Linked DNA regions of Homo sapiens: region 1 is linked to region 2. The links are chromatin loops, found by intact Hi-C in ENCODE. Cell type or tissue: PC-9. All regions are shown on one strand. Links, peaks and the distances in the headings refer to the core of each region. The heading gives the core; the rest is flanking DNA.

Region 1 (11,638 bases), core at 1,778-9,777, 51 kb before region 2:
ACAAAGGGGACTGGAGGGGTTGGATCTAGTCAAGACTTTCATCTCTGGTGTTAGATAGAGATTACAGCTGCTTCAGGGTTTGAGGAAGGTTGCTCAGTAAAACTAGGTCCTCTCTAACTCTTTTTAGTGTATTGTGACTTTTTTCTAGAAATAATGGAAGAATATTTATTTTTGAACATTTTTCTGTTTTTCTTCCATTGTTTGTCTACATTTTTAAGTGGGTAAAAGAGAACTCAGAGTAAATATATTCTTACGCTTATTATTTTTTTCCTTTTTCTGGAGAACGGGGTCTCGCTATATTGCCCAGGCAGGTCTCGAACTCCTGGGCTCAAGCTATCCTCCCACCTCTTGCCTCCCTGAGAGCTGGGATTACAGGCGTGAGCCACCGTGCCCGGCCATATATTCTTAACTAATTATGGCTCATGTACACTGTCATGTGATCATATTTCTTTCTGTTATATAAACTATTTTATTACAGTTATTATCCTTCTCCTGATGAGGAAAAAACTCAGAAAAGTTACAAAATTTTCCTAGGTCACAAATTTAGCGAGTTGAGGAATAAGCATTAGAAACCAGTTCTGTTTGGCCTTCAAAACTAACCTTGTACCATTAGATCAAATTGAGTGACAGTACTTCTGTGGGAAGAAGTCTCAGTTTGTGGTTCTAGATTGATTTTCCCAGGGAAATAATGTGTCATTTTAATATTGTTTCAAACCTTCAAATTTCAAAATCTTTTTCCATTATGCTTTTTTGTGTTTCTTCTATTCCATTGCTTTTGGTTTCTTCTTAAGGAATCCCTGTTATTTATATACTGAATATTTGTTACCTAACTTCTCTCAATTGTCACTTTTCAAGAGTCTTTATCATCTTTTTTTTCTAAGAACAGTTCTTAATTGAGGTATAATTTGCATAAAACAAAATGCAAAAAGCTTAAGAATACAGCTTAATTAATTTTAACATAATTATGCATTGTGTAATACCACCGAGATCAAGGTAGAGAACATTTTCCACCATGCCCAAAAGTTCTGACATTCTCCTTGCTAGTCGATACTCATCCCCTGAATAAAGAATGTATTCTGAATTTTCCAAGTCTTTAATCCATTTGTGTTGCCGTAAAGGAACACCTGAGGTTGGGCAGTTTATAAAGAAAAGACGGTTAGTTGGCTCACCATTCTGCAGGTTGCGCAAGAAGTATGGAGCCAACATCTGCTTCCGATGAGGGCCGCAGGCTCCTTCCATTCATGGTGAAAAACAAAGGGGAGTTGGTATGGGCAGAGATCACACGGTGAGAGAGGAAGCATGAGGGAGACAGGAAGTACCAGGCTCTTTAACAACCAGTTTTCATGGGAACTAAAAGAGGAAGAACTTACTACCCCCTTCCAGGGAAGGCCTTAACCTATTCCTGCAGGATCCCCATGACCCAAAGACCTCCCATTGGGCCACCTCCAACATTGGGGATCAAACTTCAACACAAGATTTGGAGGGCACAAATATCTAAACTATAGCAGGGACCATAATTTTGTTTATTATGCATCATAAACATGGAATCATATCATATGCTCTCTTTTGTTTTGACTTCTCTTACTCAGCATCTGCAATTGAGATTCAATCTCTGGGGGGTTATGTATGCCATGAATTTGTTTGTTTGTGTTTTTCTTTTGTTTAATTTTATTTTGACAAAGTAATACTTTATTGTATGATTGGCACACAATTTTATTATCATTTTTTCAGATGGCAGACAGGTTTACTTTTTGGCTATTATGCACAAAATAACTTTGAATATTCTTGTATAATTCTTTTAGTGAAGATATGCACTCTTTTCTCCTGGGTATACACAGCTAAGAGTGGAATTGCTTGGTTGAAAGAATGAAAAGCTGAAACAGAGTTTTGCAGAGTAGTTTTACTATTTTACATTTCTATGAAAAATGTAGGTCATTTCTAGTTGGTCTGCATTCTCACACACTTACTATTTTTAGTCTTTTTCATTTTAGCCATTCTGCTACATATGTAGTAATATACCACTTTGGTTTTCATATGCCTATTGGTCATTTAAATATTTTTAAAGATTTTCTACTATTTTTCTTCTAGAAGGTTTAAAGTTTCAAGGTTTATACTTAAGTCTATTATCTAACTTGAGAGGTTTTGGGCTCTTTTATTTTTATTATATACATTTAAGGTATATGACATGATATTTTGATATCCATATACTAGTGAAATGATAACTACAGATAAACAATTTTGAATATACATCAACTCACATAGTTACCTTATGTGTGTATAGTAAGAGCACCTAAAATATACTCTCTTAAAAATTTCCTGGTATACAGTACACTATTATTAACTGTATTCCTCAAGCTGTACTTTATATCTTGAGGTTTAGTCATCCTACATAATAACTACTTTATACTCTTTAACCAACATCTCTTCATTTACCCCCCCCCACCCCATGTCTCCAATCTAGGCTCTGATAACTAGTCTTTTTATTCTCAGTTTCTATATATTTGACTTTTTATTTTCTTTTTTAGATTCCATACATAAGAGAGATTATTCAATATTTTTCTTTCTGTGTCTGGTTTATTTCACTTAACATAATGTCCTCCAGCTTCAATTTTGGTGCAAATTACAGGATCTTCTTCTTGTAAAAGTTGAATAACATTTCACTTTATATTCTACAATGTCTTTACCCAGTCATCTGTTGATGGGCATTTAGGTTGTTTCCATGTCTTCACTATTGTGAGTAATGCTGCAGTGAACATAGCAGTGAAGATATCTTTACTAGGTATTGATATCATTTCCTATGGATATATGCCCAGAAGAGGGATTGCTGGGTCATATTTTCAATATTTTGAGGATTTGCCTAGGCTGGTCTCAAACTCCTGGGCTCAAGTGATTCCTCAGCCTTGGCTTCCCAAAGTGCTGGGATTACAGACATGAGCCACAGTGCCCAGCCCATTGTGTTTTTCTTCTAGGAGCTAAGGATCCAATTTTATTATTTTGCATCTGGATATCCAGTTTCTTTACATCATTTATTAAAGAGATTATCTTTTCCCCATTGTGTGTTCTTGGGGACATGGTCAAAAAGTAGTTGACTGTATCTACTTGGGTTTATTTCTCGGCTCTTTGGTCCCCTGGTCTCTTTTAACGCCAATCCCACATAGTTTTGATTACTACAGCTCTGTAACATAAGTTTTAACTAGACAGTGTGATACCTTCAACTTCCTTTTTCTTTCTCGGGATTGCTGGGTCTATTCTGGGCTTTTGGTGGTTCCATTCTAATTTTAGAGTTGTTTTTTTCTGTTTCTGTGAAAAATGCTATTGAAATTTTGATAGGGACATATTGAATTTATAGACCATTTTGAGCAGCATAAATATTTTAACAATAATTATTCTTCCATTTATTAGATACAGGATATCTCTCCATTTATTTATGTCTTCAATTTCTTTCAATAACATTTTATAGTTTTCAATGGACAAGAATTTTTCCTTCTTGAATAAATTTATTTTGGGTATATTATTCTTATGGGTGCTATTGTAAATAAAATTGCTTTATTAATTTTATTTTCAGATTGTTCATTTCTAGTGTATAGTAATTTTGTCTGTTTATCTTGCATGCTGCAAATTTGCTGAATTAATTGATTGACTCTAGTAGTTTTTGTGTGTATGTGGATTATTTGGAATTTTCTATGTATAGAACCACGTCATCTGGAAATAAAGATAGTTTATATTCTTTCTTTACTATTTCCTTTTTAAATTTCCTCTTTCTCTCTCTGAATTGTGAATGTCAAAATTCCCCAGGTCAGTCCTAGATGTGCAAAAGAAATGAAGAACAAAGGTCAATACATGAAGTTAAGACATACATCTAAAACACACAGTGTTTTAGCCTATAATGCCCCCTGGAAAGTAGAGCCTGAAACACAGGCTTGCATGCAATTTATTTTCAGGGGAGGAGAGTAGGAGACTAGGGAGAGCAAAACAGGAAAGGAGAGAAAGCCAAAAGATGGATTCTTCTTGACCAGGTTTCTTCTGTGAAAAACTGTATCTCAATCTCACCAGGCTTTCTGAGAAGCGAAGTAAAATGAATGCACCACAGAATTGTGCAAGTGAAGGGCAGAAAACAGGAGTAATAATTCAGTAGCTTCTGTCCCTAAATGATCATTAGCCTCCTCACACTCATGCATTCAGACTATGAGTGCATGAGTGCTGAGCCGGTTCCCACAAGAAGGAGGTGAGAGGATTAAGAAAATGTGCAATGAGGGATGAGAAGTGTTCAATATTTCTTATAACACTATCAGTCAGGTAAGCAGAGTTAAAGTTTTCTCAGGTTCTTGTTTTTTCTGGAATAAGCTAACAGTATTGTTTAGAATTTGATAAAGTAATGATTTTTAGAGTGACCACCAAAAGAACAGAAACACTCTATCACTTTTAAGTAAGAGAAAATGGAATTTTAAATATTCTTAAAGAAAAAATAGGGGATAGGACAATGATTATAACAAATAAAAAATACAAAATATGATAGCACATTTAAACTCAGATACATCCGTACATATAGTAAATGTAAATGAATTAAATTTCCAGTTTAAAAACAAAGATTATCAATTTCAAGTATAAAATAAATAAGCAGAAAAATTGTATCATTAGATATAAAAGTGATCAATATGTCATGTTACTAAATTAAAACACTTATTGTGGTCAAGATGTCAATCCTTCCCAAATTAACATACAAATTTAACATACTCTAATGTAGAAACAAATATTTTGGAAAAATTAACCAAATAATTTCAAATTAATCTGGAGAATATTCAAGAAAATTTTTAAGTGGAATAATAAGGAATGTTAAAAATATCTATCTACCAGAATAGACAAATAATTATGTGTGAATACTCATGTGTGAATACTGTTTGAGATTTCCAAATGCTTTACATTTTGTATCTCATTTGATCCACGTAATCAACCCTATAAACCAAACAGTAATTGTATACAGGAAGAATCTGAGGCTCAGAAAGATTACCTTGTGAAAAGCTATGCAGCAAATGACTGTGTTAAAGCTCAATTCTAGCTAAAACTCACTCCTGGTACAGTACTCAGGTCACATCTTATTTATAGGAGAGCAAGACAAATTGAAATTGAAGTGTGGGAAGTAGCTTTGGTTTATTAAAAGATGGCTTTCTTTTGAGCATGGAAATAGCAAAATATTGACACAATGAAAATATCAGCAACAATCTCAGGCAGAATTATTCTTTGGGTTTTTTAAATGTGACATTAATCAGCTACTTAGCAAAAACTTTAAGAGTTGGTTTCCCCCACATAATATTATGAAACTGTCACCTTTCCTATCTCTGTTAGAACCCTGGGTTGTTTTTTGTTTTGTTTTGTTTTGTTTTTGTACATCTCGTGCTACTATGACTCTTGTTTGTTTGCTTGTATTTATCCGCTTATGTTTAGAAAGCATTTGAGCTGGCTCAAGACTTCTGCCTTGCGCCAATCATATTTCTCTTGGTGTGCTTGCAGAATTGCCTGACACTTTCATCATCCCTATGATGTCAGCAACTACTTAAAGCTGATTTTGTGACCAGTCAACATATATCACAAGACTACATCAATATATAAACATATGAGTAAACAAATCTGTCCAGTTTTTAAAATTATGAAGGTTGATGTTATGATCACAATAATGACAATGATGATGCCTCTCCCCACAACATCAGAGCAGAACAAGCAATTTACTGGCTTCCTACAGAAAGCAAAAAGAGGAAACTATATAATTTGAACCTTTCTTTAGGGAATATGGTTCATACTCTCCAAATTTAAGCCAGCCCTGAGAGAGGTGAGCTGGAAAGTCTGTACATCCAGCAGACGTCTCTTGCAGAGGAGAATGAAAGCTGTTTCAGGACCATCAAATATTTCTGCTCAATAAAGGTTACAGTGTTTATCCTGGAATCAGATGCTAGATTTCTAAAGAATGAAATGTGAAAACACAGAAAATTGTTCAGTTAGACATTCACAATGAGCATCAAGGAACTTATGTACAATTTTTTTTCATGCTTGTCTCAAAAAAAATCCCATTTTTAGTTAAATGAATCTTTTACATAAGACTTAGAAACAAAATATACTATTTTACGTAGTGTCATATACAGTATTTGAATGTTTATCTTACATCTAAAAAACTTCAGAATTCTCGCATCTTTTTGCATAGCCAGTTTTCTTATGTAATATTGAGAAATGCAATTATGAGACTTCAAAGGAATTTCACGAAATCATGAATTCCTAAGACTCTGACTGCCTACCTCATGCATCTCATTTTTTCTCATCATTAGTTGTCTAAATATGTTTTATGTTAAAAATTATAGCAATAAGGGATGGGAACTTAAAAAGGAACCCACATTTTTCTTCTTATTAAAAAAAAAGTGAAGAATTATCTACCTCCTTGAAAGATCAAGCCATTCTATGAACTATCAACATCTGAAAAATCCTAAACCCCTTTTCAAACTCATTCATTTGTGTGTGACTCATTCACAGTAAATCTATGCCCGAACAGTTTTAGTCTTAACCAAATGTTGACCAAGCTGAAAGTATGCTAAAAGCTCTGCCAACTCGCACATATTTTTGACAACACAGACAGCCACAAATGTCACTTATGAGTAATCTTTTTATTACTTCTTGGCTAGTGATTACTCTCAAACTCCTTTGCCTATAAGATTGTGCTCATGCTTTTAATATTGGTTCTCTCCTCTTCCCCTTTCTGTTGGCCCTCATTAGTCCTTGCACACAGCATCAGTTCCTGATCTCAGTCCTAATGCCATCCTGATTAGTTCTCCTAACATCAGACAAATCCAGAGGCTGTCAACAGCCAATGGAGTTGGGAAATCATCTTTTCCAGATCTTCATTTTAAAGTAGGAAACCCTGATTTTACACAAAAAATGGATGGTATCCCATCCTCCAGCAAAGGCCAGCCTGCCCATCTGGTCCCCTGTGTAAGGGTCTCCTGAGTGCTTCGGTTTTTCTATTCCATTGAGGTATCCAGAACCAAGAGAGAAATTCTTCTCTGGCCCCAAGTGACACACAGACTGAGCCCTGCTTTCTTACTGCCTTCAAGACAGCCCTACATACCTGGACTATGTCCTGTTTCTGCTCATTCCATATGTTATTACAGAAGTCCTGTTTCTCCTCATTCCATCTGTTATTACAGCCAGAATGGTGAACTGATCCTTACATATTATCTGTGCTGCACCCACCTCATTTCCCAGAATCAGATTCTCTTCCAAGGTCCATGCCTGGCTTCAGTGAGAGTGGCCATGTTCTTGCTATGGCAGAGCTGAGTAGGCTGGACCTCAACAGGACCCAGGCCACTGTGTGTATGACATGTTGCCTCCGTGCTCCTGAGAGCAACCCCCATCCTCCCTCTTCATCTCTTCATCTACTCTTGGGGGCTCCCCTTCACCTCCAAGGAAGCTGCATATCTGGCATTACCTCCTCATCAGGAGCTACCATTTCCTCAGGAATCATCAGAGCACCTATTTCTAAGATAAAGTGACAGAGAGTATGTCTAACAAAAGAGAAATTGCACCCAACTTCAGGTATTAAACTTTAAGGTAATAGGCTCCTTAAAGCCCAAAATAAACAGCAGAGTTTCTTGGGGCATCAAATTCACTTAAAAGCAGTAACTTCAAATTTCTTATATATTAGAATAAAGGATGGATTACTGTGGAGTAAAATACAGAATGTATATTAATATTTAAAGATAAAATCTAAGACCTCTAGGAAATCTTTAAATTCAGGTGGAAAATATCAGCTTGACTCTAGACCACCCTCACATTACCTCCTCAACACGTAGGTGTAGACATTTATTCTTGCAGTTATTACTGAGAACGTCAGAGAGACATGCCTCTATGGTTGTTTTCTATCATTAAAGGGGGTTACTATTGGGCCAGGAGTAACTTTCATACTCTATAGATGCAGCCCTTTCTCCTCTGCCCCTTCCACTGACCATTTTCATGAGGTATTCCAGATGTTGTGCCTGCCAGAAGTTTGCAGGGCTGATGTGGTTTCACAGGATTTTCTTCTAGACTGACAAGGAGAAGTGGAATAATTTTTCTTGCATAGGTTCCAAAGAGATTGATATCTCAATAACAATTATGCATAACTACAATCTTTGTTGTTGTTATTATAAACAGAGCTACAATGAACATATTTATCATACTATCTGTGCTGACATCATAGTTATTTCTCTAAGAATAACAGAGGAAGTGGCTCTTTCTAAAAATATCAATTGACCTAATATTTTTATAAACTCCAGAACTAGGTCATGACTATTAGACATTATCTTATGCTGGAATGAAAAGTATTCATGAATACTGAGGTCATACTAAAGTTTATTAAGTGTTATCTCCAAGCCAGGCATGGTGGCTCATGCCTGTAATCCCAACACTTTGGGAGGTTGAGGTTGGAGGATCACTTGAACTCAGGAGTTCAAGACCAGCCTGGGCAACATAGAAGACCTCATCTCTACAAAAACTTAAAAAATTAGCCAGGCATGGTGTTGCACGACTATAGTCCCAGCTACTTGGGAAGCTGAGGTGGGAGGATTGACTGAGCCTGGGAGGTTGAAGCTGCAGTGAACTATAATAGCGTCACTGCACTCCAGCCTGGGTGACAGAGAGATACCCTGTTTCAAAAAAAAAAAAATGCGTTATCTGCAGATCGCCTGGCCACATGTGATCCAGCCCAAATCACTCAAACATCCCCCAAATAGACAATTAGAGAATGGTGAGGCAGGTGTAGAAGAAACAGATTTGGTTTCCAGTGCCAAGCCTACCACCCCTATGAATTCTGGCTACCCACAGACAGCATCTTTAATACACACATCTTAGCTCTAATACTAAAATCTAGCAGAATCATATAGATAAAATGCAAAGAGCAGTGTACCTGAGGGCCATAAGAGTAGCTGAAATTCAACAGACAAAATTATAACTTTCTTCCTCAAAATGTGGATTTTTAAAGAATATGAAATATTAATAGAAAATGTGTACGTAACCCATACAACAATGATAGTCAGCTAATACTTGTCTGGTTCTGTTGATGCTCAATGTACAAGTTCACAGTCTTGGTTTGATTAAGTCTGGGCATCACCCCACACCCATAAAAACCAAGGGAGTCTCAGTTACATGCAGGACCCCTTCCCTGCCCTGAGAGGACCTGCCGGATATGTACAGTGATGGAAAGAAGGCACTCAAGCTGACAGTGACTAAGCATCAATGTGCTGGTGCTTCACACTTGCTGACCATTTAATCCTCATGACCACCGTAAGTATTAATACTATTATCATCGCCTTCCAAATAAAAACACCAAAGGTCATGGTAAACATGAATTTGTTAAATATATATTGACTTGTAAACCCAAACATAACACATACCTGTGATTATAAAGGCTGACACATGAGGGCTTTCTAAGGTGCTCAAAAAGGAATAAATAGCTTGTGAGCACAGTTAATGACCCACTGAAACAGAGATCAATGCAGCAAGAGTTCAGAGAGGGGTTGCATTCTACCATGAAAAGTGATAGAAAAACCTAGAGTTCATAGAAATCTCACAGACGCTCTGTCTGCAGTCTTATTTAGGGCCAAATTGTGGCTCTAGACTTAACCAATAAAAGGTAACTCAAGTAATTTTTCAAAGTCAGTGCAAGCAGTACACTCAAAGCCCTGGCTCTGTTGTCTCTGAATTGCAACAGAAAAATAATTGTACCACATCTGTCACATCTTTGCAAATTAACAAATTTATAATCAGCAAAACTGAAGAGTGTTGCCCCCTCTGTTTCTCAAATCCCTGAGGAAATGCTAAGGAACAGAGGAATATGACACTAACTAATATATTTTGCAGAACAGCAAAATAACTCAATAGTATAATTTTTATTTTTGGATTGATTAAAGACATTACTCTTGCCTCAACAAGTTTCAGAAACTGGCCAGATGGATCATTTTCTCTCATTGCTCATAAACTACACACATTGCTGAATCTGTAATTCATAGAAACATATCATGGTGACCATCTTGTAAATGCCAATGCCAAGCTACCAGTCCCTTTCATTACATGCCGTAATTATGGATTAAATGATTTCATAAACATATTGGTTGTTTCAAAGTTGGCATGAGGCTGTCTTAGAGCCCCTGCAATCTGTCATCACTGTTAATGAGATATCAACCTTCTTGTAACCCAAGCAAAAAAAAAAAAAAAATTCTCTTTGAATGTCAGCCAGGGGAGAAAAAACCCTCCAGAACTTCTGCAAACTCTGCAACCTCCTCTCAAACACCATATCCAGAAAGTCTTCAGGAAAAGGGCCAGTGACATGATCAAATGACAAGGGCAACATCTGTGCAATATAAAATGTAGGCATTGATGATGTCTGGGATTCTTTCTTTCCTCACAGCAGCAAGGACCACCTTAAACAGGTGAAGCTCTTTGAAGAGGCTTCTTAATTTTCACTGAAGACCTTCTAATAGTAAAGAATAAACTCATACACTCAAGGATCTTGGAGGCATGGCTTCTAGATCTTACTATGATTTCAAAATGTCCTAGAAATCTTGTATAATATCTTTTGATTTTTATTATACACCTTGCATCCTATTTTACAATATGTCTAGGCTTAATTTAGTATTTAGGAAGCTTTGGAGATCTATTGGAAGATGGCAGATAGGAGGAAGAACTAGCTTGCAGATCCCACTTGGACAGACAAAGCAGTGTGCGGAGACTCACATAGTGAACTTTTGCTCTAAGAATGACACCAACATACCAGGAAAACTGAGAGAACCCATAACCCTTTGAAGGAACTGTATCACCACTGCAGATTCCTTGAGACATTGAAAAATGGTGAGTTGGCTTGCTTTCTCAGTGGGGAGGCTGGTGGCCTGCAGCAAGTTCTCAGCCCTGGTCACTGGCTGCCCTACTAGACTCAGTGCTGTTGTGGGGGCATGGTGGGAGTGAGACTAGCCTTTAGGACTGCAGGACACATGGAAGCACAGCAAGGCCTGTGACTACCAGCTTTCTCCAACTTCCCTGGTGACCTGTGTGACTCAGCAGAGGCAGCCATAAATCCTGTGAGAACATAACTCCACTGGACTGGGAACCACACCCCCATCCCTCACAGCAGCTGCAGCAAGCCCTGCCCAAGGAGAAACTGAGCTCAGACACAACTATCCCTGCCCCCACCTGGTGGTCTTTCTCTAGCTGCCCTGGTAGCTGAAGACAAAGGACATAATAGAGCTCTCTTGGGAGCTCTATGGCCCTACCCACCACCTGAGAAACTTGAATACTTAACCAGGTGACCCTAGGGCAAGTTTACTTCCTTCCTATAGTACCACAGGTGCTGCACTCTTGAAAGTGCCACCTCCTGGCTGGAAGCCAACCAATACAAAACCAGCACACTAAACAAAAATACAACCAAGGACCCTCACAGAGTCCATCCACTTCACTCCCCTGCTACCTCCACCAGAGTAGATGCTGGTATCCACTGCTGCAAGACCTGAAGACAGCTCACATCACAGGACTCTTTGCAGACACTCTCCAGTACCAGCCCAGAGACCAGTAGCTCCATTGGATGGCTAGACCCAGAAGAACAAAAACAATCACTGCAATTCAGCTCTCA
Region 2 (11,638 bases), core at 1,236-9,235:
TCTGTGGTTGTCCGTGCTAGTACACACATCGCATGTCTCTCCAGCATTTAAAATCTCCACCAAGGGGTGTGTTTTTACTACTCTAATGGGCAAAAGGGTACTCTATGTTGAGTTACTGGAGGAGTGTGCATGCTTGACAGCAGGGAAAGTCCCTACCATGGTTATCTCCAGCAAGGGCCAAATAAGTCCCCTTCGGGGTCAGAGGAGCCCAACCACAAGGCCAGAAGCAGCCAGTGTAGCCACTGTCTTTTTTTGCTGTCAGTGGGCAGCATCTCTAGGACTTATTTTCCCAGGGACTCCCTTGCCTGCTCATTTCTGGCTGTCTGCCTATTCTAACACCCCCATGACTCTTATCACATAGCTGAACATAAGGACAAGGCTAAGCAAAATCTTCTGCTCTTGCTTTCAATTTTCCTTGGGAAACAAAGGAAAATCATGGCAAAGCTACATGATTAATTGCTAAGTATACCGAGCAGAAACTAGAGAGCTTTAGGAGCCCAAAGACCCACGGACACTGGAAAATATAAGGGGAACATTTTTCAACAGTCTACTACATGGATTTAAGGGTAAAATGATATAATGTTTGGGGTTTGCTTAAAAACTCTCCAAAAACATAAAAAGCGGGAGGACTGATGTAACAAGATTGGCAAAATGTTGCTAGCTATTAAAGCTGGGTCTTAGGTACCTAGAAGTTTATAATGTTCTCTACTTTGGAATATATCTGAAATTTTTCATTATAAAAGGGTAGATTTTTACATACACTGTGTATGATGCCCATCTTAAACATTTGGCACGTTATATTGTTTAATCTTTAAAAATGAAGAATCCAAGAGTCAGAGTGATTAAGTAATTTACTTAAAGAGTGATGAAGATAGGATTTCCCTTGAGCTCTCTGACTCTAAAAAAGGCCCCAAGAGATGGAATTTGAATTTTTCTTTGACTTCTAGGAAGGTAAAAATATTCCAGGAGGATAGCAACATGAACAAACCCCAGGATAAGACCCACAAGATGGGACCAACAGTATAAGGAGATGGTTTCACAGCTCATAAATATATATATTTTATTATCCAGTTAATACAAGCCAATTGTCTCATCACCTAATCAACCCTGAATAAACTAATAGAGGCAGATCAATGAGGCTGAAAATCAGGTATTGGAATAGAAGAACAATCAGTTTGAGTATCCAGGGAAATGAAAGTAGGACTTGAAAATACCCCATGAATTGCTCTGTCTCAGCTGTGTCCTAACTCCAATGTGAGAATGACAGGGACAGGGTACCCTGAAGCTGGATGAGGCAGAGGCTCTGGATCCTCTTAACTTTCCTTTCTCCTTCCTTTTTCACTCCCAGCTCCTGGGCAAAAATAAAAATAAAAAATAACTTACTAAGCACTCGACAGCATGCTAGGTGCCAGGCTGGATGCCAGAGATTTGGAGGTACAATAGACCTGTCCAGCCCTCCAAGAGCTGCAAGGAGGAAGCAGACCCTACATTTCACTATGAAGCAAGAATGGAGCTTAGGTAAACAACTAGAGAGGGCTGCCCAAGGAAACGTAGGCATGTTTAAGATGTGTTTGGCTGGGAGGTGAAGGTGGGAGGTATTACTGAAAGGTGATAGAAAAGAAGGTTATAAAGGAAGGTAAAGGATTGCCTTTAGACTTCAGTGCCAGGCAAAGGGTATTGCAAAGCCATTGAGGTTTTTTGAGCAATACAGAGAAGTATCTCATATGCACTGTGGTAGATTACATTTTGAAGGCCAATTTTTTACACCTCCCTATGTCCACACCCTTTCCCACGTGATTTTCCAGTTCCCTGTGTTGACACCAGTGGAGTGTATTTCACCACCCCTTGATTTTGGGATCAGCTCTCAAAGTTACCAATGGGATCTGAGCAGATATGTCATGAAGCTGAGGCTTGAAATATGCTTTTGTAGTGGAGTATTCCTGTGTACTTCTGCCATTGCCATAATAAGGACATGCCCTGGATAGACTGCTGGCCCAGGAAGCATGAGAGACACTGCCCAAGAGACCTACAGACTTGCAGTGAGAAGTAGAGCTTCCCCAGCTATTGCAGTCAAAGCAGATCCACTCAGCTGTGTTACATCAGTCAATCCTCAGCCAACTCATGATACATGGGCAAACCCAGCTGAGATCAACAGACACATCCACTAACCTGCAGATGAATGTTCCTGTTGTATATTCCTGAGATTTTTGTGGTTGCTCATTACATGTAATAGCTGACTAACACACTACCATATTTCCCTCCAAAAAAATTTAAAAATACTTTGTCAAGGAAACTAATCACTCCGTGATCAACCGTGGGTACTTGTGAGGTTAAGGCTAGGAAGTATTTCCCTCCTTTTTTTGTGGAAGGAAGGGCAGGAGAGTGCTGGAAACAACTGTGGAGAAGTCATGGTTCTGGGTAAGACAATGTGCTCATACGCCTCCTATGTATCTGACCTAGCCTAACTCTCCCAAACCTTCTAGAAAAAAACAAATTCTTAGAAGTTAGGAGTATTCTAGAAGGTTCTAGGAAATGTTCAACCAATCCTGGAGAGTTGACAAGCAAACTGCCCTAGAAAAGTAAATATTGTAAGTCACCAAAACATTGACAACCTTCCACACAACTTTCAAACCTAAATATTGCTGAGGTTTTGCAGTTTGCATCCATAAAAAACACACTTTCATCATATCAATGGAAATTTGGTTTATAACAAATTGATCTTTTTCAGCATCTGAAAACCCACATATCTGAAGTCATAATCAACATGCCCAACATGTCCTGGGTATGTCTAACTCATTTTAGTTCTCTGATTTTAAAATGTTGGCTGACCTCAACTATTTTAAAAGGTTAAAATGGTATAGTCCTCACAACTGTCAGCAACTCTGTTATTAGAAAAAAAAATTGTACAATTTGAACATTTCAGTCCCAAGACCTTATCTTCTTTTCACGACAGCTAGTTCCAGGCAAGCTTGGGCAAAGCAGCCCTATGCATTTATTACTACCCTGATCGAGAAATTGAGGCTTTTAGCTGGTGAGAGAAAGAGAGAGAGAGAGAGAGAATTAGTTGTCCCCAGGACTGACATTCAAACCCTAACAAACTTTCTCTTTCTCACAGACAGAGATGGGGCAGAAATGTACCTTGAGTGCTTTGCAACCCTCAAGTGTGGCCACAGCCTCACAGCTGTCTCCAGGCCCCCAGGCCCTGTCCTTCCAGACATCCCTTTACAGCAGATGCAGCTCAGCTCAGCTCACATCCTGGTTAATCCCGGAAAACATGCTCTCCATGGCTGGCACTGTCCATAGGAAGAATCAGAAGATCTCAAAGCAGCAATTTAACAAACCCCTTCTGACTTTCAGGACTTTTAATCTAGCTTTTTATAGCATCTATAACAAAATAGACCTTATCAAAGTGTAAAAAGCACTCTTATGCTTTTTTGTAAATGTGCATAAGCCCCTCCCACAACCCCACAGCTTCCCCCAGCGTCACTCAGCTTCTGAGCCCTTTCCTATCAACAACCCCATCCTCTGACCCCCGACAGCCTCAGCTTATCCCTCTCCTGCTCCCTGTCAAAGCATCAGTCCATCCCTGAGCCTGGTCCACCCACACTCTCCCTCGCTGACCTCTGGGATGGAGGGAAGCTAAGCCAAGGAGATTGGGTGAGGATCAGGGACCAGGTCTGCACATTTAGAGTTTATCCATGAAGCTTGTCATTGCCATGAGCAAGAATATCTTGTTATGATGACATAACCCTTATCTCGTCAGACAGAAATATCCCATTTTGAGAGACTAAACGTAGCATGGCAGAAAATGAGAAAGATACCAAACACAGATTGTCAGGGAAAGCATTTATCAGAAGCCAATATAGTTCCAATCCCTCAGGTTTAGGGTCAGGGAGCAGGATGCAGGCCCAGGCATTGCTGCACCTAACTAAAGTCAGTCGCTCCCTGATCACAGCCAAGCTAGCTCCCCAGGCCAGACACACAGTGTCCCCTGGTGACAAGGATAGATTCTCTCCTCGCCTGGCGTAAAAGGAACATGATACTGCCCACAGCACCATATCCTGGTTCCTTGATGATGTGCCAAAATGCAGAGCCTGAAGACACCAGCAAAACCTAAACCAAAAGGGTATACCCTAAAAGTCAAAGCTTCACCCTGCTTTTAATTCTTTCTCTCACCTGCTCACTCTTGTTCAACTGCCAATATTTATCCAGTCCTGGTAATGAGTATAATAAGGAAAAACTCAGACATACCCAAGTTCAATTTGAAATAAAGCAATTTATTTATTTTCTTTGTTGGGTTGCATTAGACATCAAATCAGCCAGGACCACTGTTGGAATGTGCCAAGAGGTGTTCTTTCAGCCCAGCTGGGTACAGAAAATGACTATTTCCAGGTAAAAGTATCATGAAGTCCCTGCCATGATAACTCTTAGTCTTACAGGGGAACTCCAGCAGACAAAGGGGACACAGAATGTTCTGAAAGTGAGCAGGAAAGAGAACCGTGGAGCATCATAAGCAAAGCAGGCCATCAAGGTACTATAAACACTTGAAAGAGAATACTTCCTTTGAGATATTAACCTGTGTTCTGCTCAGCACTGTTTTCCTCTCATTGGATTTCATGCAAGCAGCCTTTGTAATTCTTTACCTCAGGGCATTTTTGCAGAGCCAGGGACAGAAGCTACTTGAGGTCAGAAACCTGTTCTGTTCTCTGTAACAACCCTCTGATGAGGAAATACTGGGTGTCCCATAAACAATGGAAAGAGGGCTCTTATGCTGGCAACGAGAGAGTGCAGGGCAGAACTCCTGATGGTAAAAATGTCTATGAGCCCCATGAGTTTATGGGGACAGTATTCCAAGTAGGTCCTAAGACCTCGAGGGGATACTGGGGTCAGGGGGCTGGACCAGTGACCCAAAGCACCAGGCCTCCTGGCCTCACCAAAGATTATGGTGTCTCAAGTGAAACATAAACAGGCCTCAGCACTAGCCAGTGTGGACCCATGGCTCATGACTGGAGAGGTTTTCCCCTTTGTGTATCTCCATGAAGGACCCCCAGGACCTTGGCACAACCCCAGGGTGAAGAGATGCCCACAGTTATACCAGAGGTGAAACTTCCTGTCAGCCTAGCAGCATGGGGCTTCTATATTACAACATAAAAAGGCTGGGCACGGTGGCTCATGCCTGTAATACCAGCATTTTGAGAGGCCAAGGCGGGTGGATCACCAGAGGTCAGGAGTTCAAGACCAGCCTGACCAATATGGTGAAACCCTGTCTCTACTAAAAATACAAAAAATTAGCTGGGCGTGATGGCACATGCCTGTAATCCCAGCTACTCGGGAGGCTGAGGCAGGAGCATCGCTCGAACCCAGGAGGCAAAAGTTGCAGTGAGCCAAAATTGTGCCATTGTACTCCAGTCTGGGCAACAAGAGCGAAACTCCATCACAAAAAAACAAAAAACAAAACAATATTACAACATAAAAGAGGTGATCCTTCCCGCCCACCCTACATTAAAGACTCAGGTTTATACCACCCCAAACACTTGGGCAGGACCAGACTTTGCAAAACCTGCTACTAGAATTATAGGGACCTAGGAGGAAATATAAGATGGAGACTGAGGACAAAGACTCAGAAGTAAGGAATTAAAATCCAAGCATTTAAAACCCATAGCCACACACAGTCCCCATAGTGGACCAAGACAAACCTAGTATTTGACCTGCATTAGTGAAGAGTGACTGGATCCTTAGTGAGGGGCACCTGGAAACACAAATCAGAGCCTCTGATTAGCAGCTACAGCTGTTGTGTGTGGTCACTTTGCCCTTTGAGTTCTAAATAAAATTGGCTCAGGCATATTTCTCACAAGGTATAGGAGGTTTGGTGAATTTCTGGGAATGCATAATCAGAATATTTTTCTTAAGAAGACCAGGAGAACTGGCAGGGTCTCTAAGATTTTTGTCTTCCTTTCCAGACAGGCCTTATGTGAGACTTAGATGTATAGTCAGTTTTGTTCTCAAAAGGCAATTACTCAATTGTCAAAACTCATCAAACTAAACACTTAAGATCAGTGTGTTTTATTATATGTTAATTAGCCCTCAACTTAAAAAAAAGCCACACTTGTTATGGGAGTCCCTAAAATCTGGAAGCATAGATATATGTATGTCATCAAAGATATCTTCAATCTGATGTTATAATGTCTACAAGTCCCACACTTGACGATGCCCTAGATTGAGTTACATTATTGGAGACTGAATGTATATAATATTGTCAGTCTACAGCATGAGTTCAATCTATTTCAACAATAGGGATTACCTGGGCCAGACAGACCCAGGTGAACAGCCCCTAGTACAATGCCAGCATGACAATGTACATAGGTTTTGCACTATGGTTGGGGGGAAATTCTGGTGTTTTTAAAAACTGGATTGGAAGAGAAAGACCTAAGCTGTGTTACTCATCCACTCGGCTCCCTTGAGCAAGTTTATTTCCCCTTCCTGGGCATTAGATATCCAGATGTAAGAGGAGTAAGGTGAACAAGATGATAGCTACATCTTAAACTTTATGACTCTATGTTGAATATCTCCAGAAAAACTCCGGGTGACTTTCATTATAAATCATATAAGTGAGACATCCTATAAATGAACATCCTTAAGAAGATGCTGTTATTCCAAGATTCCAAATAGAAAAACAAGCCTTAGCGTGGTTGAGGCCACATAGCAAATTGAAAACAAAGTGTCTTATGATCCCACACAATTGAAGAGAAATGTATACTGGGATTTTCATGTTGCTAAGGGTAAAATCACCAGATTTGCATTTTAAAGACCCTTTTGACTGTTTGCAGACTAGAGCAGAAAGGACTTATACCTCTGCCTTAGCATGAGAATTGACCAGCTAGCCTGCAAGTGTGGGGCTCTGGAGTGGACTAGCTTAGAAAGATCCAGTCTGCCTGTATCTAGGGAGGTACAAAGGTCTCCCCAGCAAACCACTGGCTATCAGGCTGGGGCCAGCATTGCTTTTACAGCCCAGGAAAAAAAAAAAAAAAAAAAAAAAAAAAAATATATATATATATATATATATATATGTGTATATATATATATATATATATGTATGTATATATATATAGAACATAGCCCAAGGACCAAACTGCAGCCCAGCAGTCACTTGCCTGTGCTTTATTAGGCTAAGCTTGGCTGACTCGGCCCAGATAAGGTCATCACATAGAGGGTATTTTTTAAAGATTAAAAAGCAACAAACCCACTGCAATGCAACACCAGTAAATTATATCTCATAGACGACCAACGCACCCAGGACTGCAGGCCCTGTGTGATTCCAATGTCAAGAGCACCACCTGCTGCCCAGGCTGTGCAAAGCCTGGTTTGTCTTTCCTTTCTCTTCAACATCAACAAAATGTGCTTCAATGGAGAGGGTCTCAAACTGAATGAGTATGCTATCAAAGTCCAAGATGTGTGATCTGTTGCATTATTTTTCACTTTTATAATAAATTTTTAAAGTTAATCCAAACATATGCCAGGTTGTCAGACTGATAAAGTAAAGGAAAATCATAAAACCAGATTCCAGACCTTTATTTTGCATTGTTAGGATATTGCTAGGAGGTCGTGGCAGGTGCTGTTATTTTAATTGTTGAAGGTTAATGAAACAGAACAGAAGTGGACTAACTCATTAAGGAAGCATTTATACTAACAAAAGCCAAAGGACTCAGCTGCAAGCTCCACAGTGATTACGGAAAAGTGATGTGAGACTTAAGTGATGCAGGGTTCACAAGGGTGTAAGCACACCTAACTCAAAAGAACCTGAGACAGAGCAGTTAGGAGCTTGTTTGTAGCATGAAAAATAAGAAAGAAAAGCATCATCTACCCCATTAAGTTGACATAGATTATTGATGTAGTTTTATTTTAACTTAATTTGCAATGTTATTTTGCTTTATGATTATTGATTACAAGGGTAAGAAATGTATACCTAGTATTGTTTGAAATATTTAAGTTTCATTGTATAAAATGATTTAATTACTTCTAACTGGTCTTCCTCTCTCTCTCTCTCTCTCTCTCTCTCTCTCTCTCTCTCTCTCTCTCTCTCTCGCTGTCTCTCTCTCTCACTCACACACACAGTATTATTTGTTAAATGAATTAGTAAGTAATATCAACACAGAGAGTTTGCCAGAATTTCTTTCCTCTAAAAAAGATCCATACGTGACTCAGTATTAGTCAGGTTTTGGCTGAGATAGTGCCATGCTGTGTAACAACCCCAATGTTTCAATGACTTACAGTAACAACGATTTGTTTTCCTCATTCACGTGTCTGCAGGTCACTTAGGGCCACTCTGCATCAGTCTACAGGCCAGGTTCATGTCTGCTCCATGTGTCTCTCATCTGTGAACCAGAAGTTCTCAGGACATGCAGACGGCAGAAGCACGAGAGGCCAAACAGGCAAATATATGTAAAGCCTCTGCTCATATCTCATTGGCCAAAGCCAGTCACATGGCTAACATCAATGGAGGAGAGAAGCACATTCCCTCCCACGAAGGTTGCCTAGGATGAGGGAGAGGTGGAAAGGTAGAATTATGGCTAAATAATACATCTATTGCAGATCCACATTTTAGAAGCACTGCTTTCAAGGAAAGGAATAATTTACTTTCCCACTACTTCCTTTAAAAAAATGTAGCACCTCCAATCCAAGTGGTAAATTAAGTCCATGTAATTTATTCTCTTCCCCCATCAAATCTCCATCAAAATAACAAAATAAACTTCAGGGTAAGAAATTCTAAGTCAGCCGGGCGCAGTGGCTCACGCCTGTAACCCCAGCACTTTGGGAGGCCGAGGCGGGAGGATCACAAGATCAGGAGATCGAGACCATCCTGGCTAACACCGTGAACCCCCGTCAGTACTAAAAATACAAAAAAATTAGCCCGGCGTGATGGCAGGCACCTGCAGTCCCAGCTACCCGGGAGGCTGAGGCAGGAGAATGGCGTGAACCCGGAAGGCGGAGCTTGCAGTGAGCCGAGATGGCACCAACGCACTCCAGCCTGGGCGACAGAGCGAGACTCTGTCTCAAAAAAAAAACAACGTTCTAAATCCTAACAGGTTTCTTAACAGGAAGCCAGAGAAGGGCTTTAAGCCTAAAACTTAAAAACTGAAATAGGGGTTAAACTGATAAAGGGAACCTGGAAGAAGTGCTGTCCTTTTCACCATCTGCTACATGGACGTCTAAGAAGGGCTCAACTGGGCATGAAGTGATGGGATGCCAGGAACCTGGCTTTCACCTGAGCTTGGGACCAAAGAAGTTAGAGATGGAGGTGGATGGTGCTTGCAGTCAGTGGAGAACAATGCCTTGCAGGAGTGGCCCTGTGGCCTGTTGCCAAGGTCCCAAGGAATGGAATTGAGGGTGACCTCAGCTCTCATTGGTGATCATCCTGCATACACTGTACATGGGGATAGTCAGCCCTAGGGTACATAGGCCCTGCTGGTAATGACTCCTGCCATTGGCCACTGGGCTGGGTGGTGAGAAGACCTTGCTCTTGGCAGCCTTGGGCTGCTGACATGGACATGGAAGAGAAAATGCTCAAAGGTGGCACTCCTATGGTAAGATGCCTCCCTCCATGGAGAGGAAGCCCTCCACTGACCCTCAATGGACCTGCCCGAGTGTCCAGTATTATGCAAATGAGACCAGTCTTGTCTATGAAAATAAACAATGGGAATAATCACAGGATGTGAGAAATGACTCCACAGTTTAAAAGAAGCAGCCCATCTGGGCACGGTGGCTCACTCCTATAATCCCAGCACTTTGAGAGGCTGAGGCAGGAGAATCACTTGAGCCCAGGAGTTTGAGCCCAGCCTGGGCAGTGTGGTGTAACCCCATCTCTACAAAAAATACAAAACTTAGCCGGGCATGATGGTGTGTACCTGTAGTCCCAGCTACTGGGGAGACCAAGGCGGGAGGATTGATTGAGTCCAGGTGGTCAGGGCTAGAGTGAGCAGTGATTGTGCCACTGTACTCCAGCCTGAGTGACAAAGTGAGACCCTGTTTCAAAAAAAAAAAAAGAAGAAGAAGCCCATACTAACTAAACTATTGCAACTCTGGCACATGGATTCGCAGGCTAATGAAACAGAATATGGCCTAGATATAGACTTAATGCATAAGAAAATGTAGTATATAATAAATGAGGTATTCTTGAAATTTTTTTTAAAAATGAATAGATAAATAAGAATTGTGTCAGAACAAGTGATTAGCTCCTGGAGGAGAAAAATAGAGCTGGATTCCCTATTTAACTCCTTGCACCAAAAAAAATTCTGGATGGATGAAATATTTACTGTTTAAATATTTAATAAGTGTATACACAGGAGGGTGTCTTAATATTTAATCTTGGTGTGAGGAAGACCTCTCTAAGCAATCTACCAACATCAGAACCCAAAACAGAAGGCCAGGGAGTGAGACTATCAGAAGATCATGTTTCCTTGAAAGGAAAGCTTACCGGGCTGTGCTCCAGAGTGATGGGCAGAAAGTAGGGAAGTAGCACTTAGGGATGGCACTAGACACTCTAACCATTTCCTACACACCCAAGACCCTCCTCTTCTTTGAAATCTACCCACACTCATTCTCCTCTAAAAAGGCCAGCCCATGTACCATGTGACCTGCCGCCACTAGCTGACACAGCTAATTGGACTGGAGGTGGACACCTGACCCAGGCTGAGTCAGTTTCTTCCCCAGGAATTCGGATATGGAACCCTGAGAATTTCTTTCCTCTAAAAAAGATCCATACATGACTCAGTATCAATCAGATTAGCTCTAAGGAGACAAGCTGTAAGGTAATGGAGGCTTGGGGGCCAGAGCGGGCTCCAAGACACCCATAAATGTGAGTGAGCAAGACCCAGGAAGCCGGTGTGAAGTGCACTGGAGTGCAGCAGAGAAAAGAGAGAACACCCTGTTCCAAGGCCTTGCCGAGAGCTCACTGAGCCTCAGAGGGACAGCAAGACTGGAGAAGCCAAGCAGGTGACTGTCTTATTCTCAGGAAGATCTTTTCCTGGAGATTCCCCCCACGACCCTTCAATAAGCCCTCTTTCCACCTGAGTTGTTTGGGCTGTTCATCTTCCTGGCAAATCCCTGATTCCCGATGAAGATGCAGCTCATAAGGCATGGATCCATTGTCAAGAACAGTGTAATAAGCAGGAAGGAACAAAGCAGAGGTAAGAGGAACCCATCTGCGAGGGACGAGACCCAGCTGCTGTCTCTGTTCTGTTTGAGAGGGATGTGAGCCAGCCATGAAAGCACAACCTGGGAAAACAGAACCATGGAAAACAACACTCAGTCACTCAGAGATTATGGAAGGGAAGAAGTCTGTGTTGGGAAGCCTGGTAAAGGAAAAAACCCTCAGAAGCAGCAAATGTGGGACAAAATGTCCCATGGTGCTTCTGTTTATTTTCAAGGGAGTAGACAAAGCGGAGAAACAGAGTGATGTTCAGCCCTTCAACGATTTTTATGAGGGCTGAACGAGTCAAGCCAGGTAGCTTGAAAGTGGCTGCCTCGCAGGTACAAAGACCCAGAATCCTCTGATTCCAGGAGGGAGAGCAGCTCCGCCGACTTTTCACAACCTTATATTGTTTCTCTGATTTTGATTTCTTCCTCCCTGAGGGGAAGTTTG

The links. Peaks named below come from ENCODE experiments on the same cell type or tissue, not always from the same donor. Only the 100,000 strongest peaks of a DNase experiment are listed, where the experiment ranks them.
Region 1: it touches region 2 in a loop (4-fold over the local background); 4 of 110 quality-filtered maps call a loop at or near these places.

The regions. Positions count from the first base shown.
Region 1 is chr3:36,642,209-36,653,846 of GRCh38, forward strand. No RefSeq gene overlaps it. Among named protein-coding and RNA genes, the nearest start is that of DCLK3, 120 kb to the right of the region's middle. In PC-9, for the core only: no CTCF peak of the experiment used is centred there; DNase peaks (open chromatin) are centred at 6,203 and 6,563; H3K4me3 peaks cover 600 bases; H3K27ac peaks cover 2,825 bases.
Region 2 is chr3:36,693,821-36,705,458 of GRCh38, forward strand. No RefSeq gene overlaps it. Among named protein-coding and RNA genes, the nearest start is that of DCLK3, 65 kb to the right of the region's middle. RefSeq lists enhancers at 4,249-4,903, 7,158-7,452. In PC-9, for the core only: CTCF peaks have their summits at 7,354 (motif pointing left) and 7,553; DNase peaks (open chromatin) are centred at 4,681, 7,301 and 8,151; H3K27ac peaks cover 1,958 bases.